Linked DNA regions of Homo sapiens: region 2 is linked to region 1. A link is a loop called in an ENCODE intact Hi-C map of the cell type or tissue named here. Cell type or tissue: OCI-LY7. All regions are shown on one strand. Each heading gives the region's core, and the rest is flanking DNA. Links, peaks and the distances in the headings are about the cores only. Region 1 overlaps ERC1 (ELKS/RAB6-interacting/CAST family member 1). Region 2 has its middle 40 kb from the start of FBXL14.

What was found. Peaks named below come from ENCODE experiments on the same cell type or tissue, not always from the same donor. Only the 100,000 strongest peaks of a DNase experiment are listed, where the experiment ranks them.
Region 2: it touches region 1 in a loop (7-fold over the local background); 2 of 110 quality-filtered maps call a loop at or near these places.

The regions. Positions count from the first base shown.
Region 1 is chr12:1,313,902-1,319,283 of GRCh38, reverse strand. The region is part of intron 15 of ERC1 (ELKS/RAB6-interacting/CAST family member 1); the gene reads right to left. Among named protein-coding and RNA genes, the nearest start is that of LINC00942, 180 kb to the left of the region's middle. In OCI-LY7, for the core only: no CTCF peak of the experiment used is centred there; DNase peaks (open chromatin) are centred at 483, 1,563 and 3,273; H3K4me3 peaks cover 756 bases; H3K27ac peaks cover 3,443 bases.
Region 2 is chr12:1,551,741-1,557,122 of GRCh38, reverse strand. No RefSeq gene overlaps it. Among named protein-coding and RNA genes, the nearest start is that of FBXL14, 40 kb to the left of the region's middle. RefSeq lists enhancers at 2,286-2,385, 2,666-2,725, 2,786-2,855. In OCI-LY7, for the core only: no CTCF peak of the experiment used is centred there; DNase peaks (open chromatin) are centred at 2,542, 2,972, 3,242 and 3,712; H3K4me3 peaks cover 1,640 bases; H3K27ac peaks cover 3,053 bases.

The DNA of each region.
Region 1 (5,382 bases), core at 288-5,287:
ATAAGGGATGAATTAAAATCAAATTTTATTCTTAAAGTTTCACTCTTAGCAGAACTGGATAGTATCACTGTTGACTTTTAAAGCAATAAAACTGACGCTGACTTGAGATGAAGGGATGAAAAATGAAGAAAGTATCACTATAGAACATAAAATAGCAGAAAGCAAGCATCAGTTCAGAAGTCAGGAACATGGAATAAATAGGACAAAGTTCTGTGCTTTGTGAACCTTCCCCCTTTATTGAGGAATGGCATTTTCTGACACATAATTACTCCCACAGAGGAAATGCTTTTCCATAACCTCTTCTTCAAAATTACAAAGAGCTGAGAATTACACAGTAAATTTCTGGCAGTTAACTTGGAGAGACTGTTGCTTGGAGCTGCTGCACCCAAACACTGAGCTTCTCAGCAAACGGCCTGCTGCAGCCCGTAAACTGATCTCTGTGGAGGCCTCACCGAGAGACCCACACGCTCTGCAGCTCAGTGCCAACAGCCTTTCAATGCTCCAAAGCTTCACTTGCAACTCTGCATAAATTGCCAGTTTCTCTTGGCTCCAGAGACAGCTTCACCTGCAGGGTTTCACTTTTCTGTCTGACACCTTAATGTTGATTTTCCTACGCACTACAAAAGAGCCCTCTCCAGTGCTTCTCACACAATTACACAATCACTCTATTGTAAGTCAGAAGAGGATTAATGATTGAGTTTTATTTGATTATAGTCTTGATTAATCCTGACTTTGTTTAATTTGTGACCTTTGCTGGAATCCCAAGGGCTGGGAATTAGAAAATGCACACTGTACCACTGTACTCCGAACAGTTTGAGCTTGCCAATTTATTTCATGCCTCATTAGCCACAAAAGCTATAAAATTTTAGTCCAAAAACAGTTCCACATTTTTTCAGAGTACGGGTACAAAATTTTGTATGAGCTTTTCATTTTGATTTAAATACAGTAAGCCAATAATTAAGTCTACCCTAGTTATACCCATAGGGTTCTAATTCCAACTGGCAGGTATCTCAGCAAAATACCAAACCCCAGGCAAGTCACATCATGATGCAGCTGCCCTGATTTCCCAAGGCTCAGATTTAGTTTTTGTGAAGGGCAGAAAAAATAAAATCTGCTTTTAAAAAATCCTCCCAAATTACAATATTCCTTGATAAACAAATCTTAAAATAGATATCACATCATGGAAATTTTAGTTCTAACTTGAAAGCTCATATATACTTATTTACTATTTGAGAATAGTATTTGTAAATTTTTAGTTATTTACTATTTCAGGATTAGGTCTTTTAAAACATTTTTATAAATAATTTACAATATACACATGCTACATAAAATATTTACCTTTTAGAGTTCCCAGAATCAGCAAATTATTTATGAGAAACTATAGAAGAAGCCCCTTTATGTGACACTCAAGTCTGCTAGGTGATTAACTAAAATATTTCTTAAAGAATAAAGAAAGTATATAGAGAGTGTTTTGCTGCTTTGAAGCTGCTTTGCTGGTTTTTCATTTAGACGAGATCCAAAGATCACCATATAATCTGATGACTTAGGTTCAGTATTGTCTTTTTCACATCCTTTTCAGCTCTGGTTGTGTGAAAGTGGGGCTAGTCAGTATGCAGACATTTGAAATACAATGCCAATTTCAAACTGTGAGGTTTCAAAAAGTCTCCCAATATTCAGTAACTGTTAACCTAATTCAACAGCAGCAATTTTTTTTTGGATTTACTTTTTTTAAAATTATACTTTAAGTTCTGGGATACACGTGCAGAACGTGCAGGTTTGTTACATAGGTATACATGTGCCATGGTGGTTTGCTGCACCCATCAACCCATCATCTACATTAGGTATTTCTCCTAATGCTATCCCTTTCCTAGCCCCTGATCCCCCGACAGGCCGTGTGTGATGTTCCCCTCCCTGTGTCCATGTGTTCTCACGGTTCAGCTCCCACTTATGAGTGAGAACATGCGGTGTTTGGTTTTCTGTTCCTGTGTTAGTTTGCTGAGAATGATGGTTTCCAGCTTCATCCATGTCCCTGCAAAGGACATGAACTCATCCTTTTTTATGGCTGCATAGTATTCCATGGTGTATATGTTACACATTTTCTTTTTTTTTTTTTTTCGTTTTTGAGACAGAGTTTCTCTCTTGTTGCCCAGGGTGGAGTGCAATGGCATGACCTCGGCTCACTGCAACCTCTGCCTCCTGGATTCAAGCGATTCTCCTGTCTCAGCCTCCTGAGTAGCTGGGATTACAGGTGCCTGCCACTACACCCAGCTAATTTTTGGTATTTTTAGTAGAGATGGGGTTTCACCATGTTGGCCAGGCTGGTCTTGAACTCCTGACCTCAGGTGATCCACCCGCCTCGGCCTCCCAAAGTGCTGGGATTACAGGCATGAGCCGCCATGCCTGGCCACGTGCCACATTTTCTTTATCCAGTCTATCATTGATGGGCATTTGGTTTGGTTCCAAGTCTTTGCTATTGTGAACAGTGCTGCAATAAACATACGTGTGCATGTGTCTTTATAGCAGCATGATTTATAATCCTTTGGGTATATATCCAGTAATGGGATTGCTGGGTCAAATGGTATTTCTGGTTCTAGATCCTTGAGGAATCGCCACAGTGTCTTCCACAATGGTTGAACTAATTTACACTCCCACCAACAGTATAAAAGCGTTCCTATTTTTCCAAATCCTCTCCCGCATTAACAACAGCAATTTTGAAATGACTTACCTGCATCCCTTTTCCAAAACATTTTGCTTTATTTCACAGAGATATTTTTTCATATGAGTATGTCATTGGTTTCTTATAATAATAAAAATATATAATTAAAATATCAAGAATAGCTGGAATAAATAACTTTTCAGCAATAATACAACTAAACAGGTTAACAGAGCCATGCCTGGTATATGTGACAGTAATCTAGTAGCTTTTTCAGCATGCTCTGAGCAAAAATTGGCATGGTTAACAGAGAAAAGAAAGTCTCAACCTGACAAGTAGTTATGAATTAAGTGGAAGGTGGTTTAAAAAGCTTCTCATATATTTAATAGTGTTCACTGCTCAGTTAGCCTAAAAGTGCCCATTAGCTATAAAAAGATGTTTACCAGCCGGGCGCGGTGGCTCAAGCCAGTAATCCCAGCACTTTGGGAGGCCGAGGCGGGTGGATCACGAGGTCAGGAGATCAAGACCATCTGCCTAACACGGTGAAACCCCATTTCTACTAAAAATACAAAAAATTAGTCGGGCGTGATGGCATGCACCTGTAGTCCCAGCTGCTGGGGGAGGCTGAGGCAGGGGAATGGCTCACTGGAGGTGGAGCTTGCAGTGAGCCAAGGCTGCACCACTGCACTCCAGCCTGGGCGACAGAGTGAGACTCCGTCTCAAAAAAAAAAAATGTTTACCATTTCATACTGTAAATTCACGTTTCTAGAAATGATATTATTGTTATCAGTTTTGTAAAGTGATGAAACACCCATGATTCACTTCACTGTCTTTCTATGAACTCAATTATACCATCGGTCCCACCTTGTCTCTTCTTTCCTCTCTCTCGCTCTCTCTCTCTCTGGCTTTCTCTCTCTCTAATGTGCCATTCAGAAATAAAACTAGTAAAAAAATAAGTCTGAGAATAAATTTGGGAAGAGGCACAACTTCATGTTTTAAAATCCTGTAGATCCGCCCACCTCGGCCTCCAAAAGTGCGGATCCCCTGAGGTCAGGAGTTCGAGACCAGCCTGGCCAACATGGTGAAACCCCGTCTCTACTAAAAATACAAAAATTAGCTAGGCGTTGTGGCGGGCACCTGTAATCCCAGATACTTGGGAGGCTGAGGCAGGAGAATAGCTTGAACCTGGGAGGTGGAGGTTGCAGTGAGCCAAGATCACACCACTGCACTCTAGCCTGGGTGACAGAGCAAGGCTTCATCTCAAAAAAACAAAACAAAACAAAACAAAAAAACTGTAGAAAACTTCTGAATATGGGCTGGGCGCAGTGGCTCACTTCTATAATCCCAGCACTTTGGAAGGCCGAGGTGGGTGGATCACCTGACGTCAGGAGTTCAAGATCAGCCTGGACAACATGGTGAAATCCCACCTGTACTAAAAATACAATTAGCCAAATGTGGTGGTGCACACCTGTAGTCCCAGCTACTTGGCAGGCTGAGGAAGGAAAATTGCTTGAACCCGGGAGGCAGAGGTTGCAGTGAGCAGAGAGAGTGAGACTCCATTCTCAATAAATAAATAAACAAATAAATAAAAAAGAAAGAAAATTTACTGACTAAAATCCAATGAAGACAGAAGCAGAAGTCTTTATGGCATTAGACCATTTGGCAAGTTTCATTTGGAAATACTTCATTGACATAGTTAGAAAACTACTTCTGAAAGTTGGGAGAAGAGTTAGGAAGACTGGTTGTAGTAAAGATAGAGCCCAGAGGTAAAATAGACAAGACCAAAATGGACAGACAGATTGAAACAAAAATTAAGATATGAACAAAGAAATAATTTTTATTTTTAAAAGATTGCCATTATCTTCCTAATATAAGGTAAAACGAAAACATATTAAATGTTCATGGCTTAGATTTTCTAAAAGAAAAAAGCTTTGACAGTAAATTACATATTTACTTCTTAGAAAGCTTCACACAAATTACTACAGTAAAGAAAAAAACTGGCTGGAGTTAAAAATACCTTATGTCAATTTACCAGGGTCAATCATTGTGTGCTTGTCAAAAATTCAGGTAGGAAAGTTCCTCAAAGTAGAATTGCAGGGTCAAAAGTTTTTGCGCATTTTTTAAAACCTTTGATAAATACACCTAGTTGCCCTCGTTTACTACTTCAGACTATCTTTACACTCAAATACTTGTTTCTTTATATTCTTATTGCCACTGGGTATTACATCTCTGCTACTATGTTACATTTTTAGAAAGGAACTTTTTATTTAAATTTAATCTTCTTTTGTCATAAGTGAGGCTTAATATTTTCTTATAATTTTATTAGTCATCTGCGTGTATAGTTTTGTGAATTGCTTGATTATATTCTTTGCCTACTTTTCTATTATGATCAATGTTCTCATTTCATGGATGGAGAAACAGAGGCCCAGATAGGGTAAGTATTTTTCTTAAGGCTTTATAGTAAATGAATCACCTCTATGGAGTTAAAAATTTAAGGAACCTTCTCATCTTTCTAATACAATAGGAAATACTGATGAAGTAGACAGGATGTGGGTTAGCATGTCAGCAACATAGACTCACCATACCCTCCAGCCCATTATCACTACCACACACTTTAATTTAATTTAATTTATTATTATTATGTTTTTAGACAGAGTCTCACTCTGTTGCCCAGGCTGAAGTGCAATGGTGTGATCTGGGCTCACAGCAAACTCCGCCTTCCAGGTTCA
Region 2 (5,382 bases), core at 204-5,203, 240 kb before region 1:
ACAGCCTTTAAAAAGGAGGAAATCCTGTCATTTCTGACAACATGAATGAACCTGGAGGATACTATGCTGAGTGAAATAAGCCAGGCAAGAGAGATAAATACCATATAATATCACTTATGTGTGGTATCTTAAAAAGTCAAACTTATAGAATTACAGTGTAGAATGGTGGTTACCAGATACTGGGGGTGAGGGGTGGGGAATGCACAGATGTTGACCAAAGGGTAGAAAGTTCCAGTTAGACAGGAGGAATAATTCTTCAAGATCTATTACCCAGCATGGCAACCACAGTTAATAATAATGTATTATATATCTCAAAATTGCTAAAACAATAGATTTTAAATGCACTCACTACAAAAAAGGATAAGTATGTGAGGTGATAGATGTGTCAGCTTGATATAATCATTCCACAAGGTATACATATATCGAAACATCACATTGTACCCTGTAAATTTACAATTGTTATTTGTCAACTACAAATAAAAATTGAAGTTAAAAAATAAAAAAGTAATATTCTATTGGGGGATAAACAAAATGTTGTATACACATGCAATGGAATATTATTCAGCCTTAAAAAAGGAAGGAAATTCTGATGCATGCTACGACATGGATGAAATATTGCTAAGTTTCATCCATGGGCCAGGCGAGGTGGCTCACGCCTGTAATCCCAGCACTTTGGGAGGCTGAGGCGGGTGGATCACAAGGTCAGGAGATCGAGACCATCCTGACTAACACGGTGAAACCCCGTCTCTACTAAAAATACAAAAAATTAGCCAGGCGTGGGGGCAGGCACCTGTAGTCCCAGCTACTTGGGAGGCTGAGGCAGGAGAATGACGTGAACCCGGGAAGCAGAGCTTGCAGTGAGCCGAGATTGCGCCACTGGACTCCAGCCTGGGCGACAGAGCAAGATTCCGTCTCAAAAAAAAAAAAGTTTCATCCATGGATGAAACATAGATGCTAAGCAAAATAAGCCAGACACAAAAGGACATATTTTATAATTCCACTTCTAAGAGGTATTTATAATAGATAAACTCATAGATAGAAAGTAGGTCCCGATGTGGTGGCTCGCGCCTGTAATCCAGCACTTCGGGAGGCTGAGGTGGGAGGATCACTTGAGCCCAGGAGTTTGAGACCAGCCTGGTCAACATGGTGAGACCCTGTCTATACAAAAAATAAAAACTAAAAAATTAGCAGAGTGTGGTGGCACACACCTGTAGTCCCAGCTACTTAGGAGGCTGAGGTGGGAGGACTGCTTAAGCCCAGAAGTTTGAGCCTGCAGTGAGCTGTGGTTGCACCACTGCACTCCAACTTGGGTAACAGAGCAAGACCCTGTCTCAAAAATAAATACATACATACATACGCAGGAAAGTAGAAGCAGACAGAAAGAAGTGGTTGTCAGGGGCTGGAAGGCAGGAAGGATGGGAAGTTATTGTTTTATGTTAATTAAACAATAGTGTTAATTCTGAACAGAATTTCAGTTGGGGAAGATGGAAAAGTTTTGGAGATGGACGTGGTGATGATTACACAGCAGTGTGAATGTGCCCAATGCCACAGAACTGTACACTTAAAAATGGTTGAAATGGAAAATTTTGTTAAGTACATTTTACCATAAATTTTTAAAAAACAATAATGTTTGTGAACCTATCTGATAATTGAAAAAACTGGTCTTTGTCCGTGAGTCCCTGTTGGAGCATAAAGCTTCTTCTGCTCAGTGAATGAGCAGATACGAGGCAGCATTGAAAGGAATGCATCCCACATTTGACTGCCCAGTTTGATAGCTAGCAGCACCCCAGGGGTCAAAAGACATATGAGGCCGGGTGTGGTGGCTCATGCCTGTAATCCCAGCACTTTGGGAGGCCAAGGCAGGTGGATCACCTGAGGTCAGAAGTTCAAGACCAGCCTGGCCAGCATGGTGAAACCCCATATCTAGTAAAAATACAAAACTTAGCCAGGCGTGATGGTAGGTGCCTGTAATCCCAGCTACTCAGGAGTCTGAAGCAGGAGAATCGCTTGAACCAGAGAGGCGGAGGTTGCAGTGAGCTGAGATCGCACCACTGCATTCCAGCCTGGGTGACAAGAGAGAGACTCCGTCTCAAAAAAAAAAAAAAAAAAAGACATGGGTCCTTTTTGGACTGTGACCTTGTGTAGCAGGTTTTACCCTGAACCATTAGGGATCAATGAAGCTGATAAATTGTTCCCGTGGGTTAAGAACCAATGCCCATCATCAAGGAGAAATAAGGATTCTCCCAACCGGCCCCTTCCCTCCCATTGCCACATAAGGGAAACTTCTACCATTGCCCCCTCAGAAAGAGACCAAACTCAGACTGCAACCCCTGCCCCCCCACCACTCAGGCAGGTGATCTGGAAGGATCGAGGGGCTTTCCCAGCATCTCAGCCTGTCAGAGGCAAGTCAGAATGAGAATCCAACGCCTACTCAGACACCAGAGCCTCCCTGCCACTCTAGTAGCCAGGACGACTGGAACTATTGCCTACCACAGCCCCTGGCTAAAAATACAACCTCCTCTGAGATGGTTTCAGTTATTCAAATGTTTGAGAGCCAGGCAGCACCTGGCCTGGGTACTATACAAACATCTGGCTGAGGGACTGCCAGAAAACCACTGGGCAGCTGGAGGTCGTATGGGAACTGTGCCCCTGCAGCTGCATGGCCCTGTCCACCTCCTGGCACTTCTCCTTCAAGACCTTCCTTCCACTCTTTCTCCTGCCCGATCGCTGGTCTCCTTCGCTCCTCTGCCCCACCTGGCTTCTCTGCTCTGCCCAGGATGGAATCTCTCCTACCATCTCTGTTCCTTTATTCCCTGCCACACCTCTATCTACCTTTCCACTCGACCTTCACCTGGAAGGGTTTTTCCCTCTCTCGCTTGCCAGTTCAGGGGTTTCCTCCAAGTCCTTCTCAAATGCCATTTGTCTCTGAAAGGCTTCCAGGAACCTCCCACATGGGTAGCTCTCCTGCAGCATCTGCTGGCCAGTCAGCCTCACCAGGGAGGACTCATTCATCGCACAAAATTTGCCCACACCTGCTCCAGGCCGAGCCCTTCATGAGGGCAGGGCCACGGGCACAGTGGTGTATGGAAGGGGGTTTCTGCCCTCAAAGATGGGGGTCCACTGAGGAGGACAAACTAAAACCAAATAGTTAAAGGAACGCACTAGGTTTTAAATCGGAATTTTTGTGTAGAGGTGTCTTTGGGAGCTCTGAGGAGAAAGCAGCCTGCTTGGAGAGGCTGGGAGGTGTGAATCTTGAGTAAACGTGGTCGTCCCCCAGGCTTGTAGCTGCAAAAGGGCACTGCCAACAGCAGCAAGGCATCACGAGGACCACAAGTGTGGCTCTTCGGACGTCATGCTCAGGAAAACAGCAGGCGGCTCTGACCGGCCGTGATGCCGGGCTCATCCAGGAGAGATGTGGGAAATGGAATTGAATCGGAAGGGCTTGGAACTCCCGGCTCAGGAGTGAGAGTCCAGCTTCCTCCTGGGGCCACAGTGCGCTGCTCGGTGTTCCTTAGTAAAAGGCGTGTCACTGGCTATGGTCTCACCAGATTGCCTGTCTAATTCTTATTTTTCATTTGGGAAAGTTCAGAGCAGTTTTCCCTTGGCACCAGTTCACAGCAGAGCCAAAACTTTTGCTAAACGCATGGTTAAAGATTCACAAACATCACAGCAACTGGCACTGTCACAATGGCTCCTGCTGGAGCTACAAAACAGTCCCCAGAGCCTATCTAAGATGAGCAACCTCAGTGACTGACATCAGACGCTCAGGGTGTGCGAGTGTGCTCGTCCACTAAACGTGGCAGAGGACAGATCGATGGTGCCCTCTGACGAAGGGTTCCACAAATAAGCATGGGATACACTCCCTCCTGCTCCTGAGGGAGTCACACGGCATATGAACACATTAAACCTCTGTGGTTTTAAAAAAATGTGTTTAATTTGGTGGAAACCAGCATTTCTCAAACTTACTTGATCACACAACCTTTTTTTCCTCCAAGTGCCTATTAACCTCTCAGGAAGAACAGATGTTGGGAAGCGCAGGATTAGATGATTTCCAGCTGACCTTTCAGCCATTAAAATCCACTGCTTTATGGCTTGAGTATAAGTCACTGGGCTGGAACGTGAGTAACCAAAACATAATTGAGTTTTAGATATACTAACATTTATTCCGAGAAGTCCTCAAAACTGGAAATGGGCATGACTTTACGAAGGGATGTGATGATGACGAAGGGTCCACAGGGGGCCGGAGGGCCACGAATGGGAGAAGAACACAGAAAGCAGGAGAAAGAAAAGGCCTGAGAGGAAGGCAGACTGGTTGAAAGATTCTGATTGGAAGAAGAAAAGGATCTAGTTAAGTTAAGAAAGTTTGGAAAGCATGAGACAGCTTCACAGAAATTCTTTGGGCACCGAGAAAGGCTGAGACAGGGATCAGGAGGCCGTAAGGAGAATGGCCTCTGCTTCACGGCAGAGGAAACCGTTCCCTTGGGGGACACTGGAATGGAGAGGAGGAACCATGGCAGAGCACGATGTGCAAGCCAGGATGGCCTAGCAGGAAAGCACACTCAGATGCAAGGAGAGAGGGACCAGACAACTGGGGGGTGAAAAGGACGGAGAATGGAAGGGCTAATGAGCACCTCAGCCTACATGAAGAGCAAGGGGCTGGCTACCTGTCATCTACCCACATAGCATGAGTAATTCCAGGCTAACTCTGTCACCTTACTCTCAATCCCTTCCCCTCTTGCAACTGCTGGGATCTTGCCCCATGAATCACCCTCCTCTCTCGCACATCTTAGGCCCTTGCCAACCTGTCTCCATGTTTCCTTTGACACTGCTGCTCCCTCCAATTACTGCCCAATTTCTATTCTTTGCCAAACTTCTTGAAAGAAGTTCCAGTGCCACATTTATAACTGCTTGGATAGACTAGCCACCTCAAAGTCAGCAGGTCCAAAAATGGCTCCATCCACCCTCCCCTCCATCCAGCCCCTAACTTAGTTGTTTACACAACTGCTACAGCTATGTGCTGCCAGTCAGCCAGACTCAAAGCCACAGTCACCTCCCAGGTCTAATTCAGTGACAAGTCTTACATCTTCCTCTGCAATAATCTTTTACATCCGTGACACTCTGCCGTCTCACTGCACCGCCCTGACCTCAATTACAGTGGCCTTCTGAATGTTCTCTAAGGCTGGGAGGGCAAATCCTCATCCTCACACACATGCCCCACCTCTTCCTCACCTGGAGACCAACTGGAGGACATGAGTGATGAGGCAATGGAGCTCTTTCCCATGGATGGTCTCACAATCCTCTCAAACGAAGTGTACGGTCCTGGGAGGCCACCACCAGTCAGCTAAAGTGGGCATTCAAGATGACACAAGCACACATCTCATC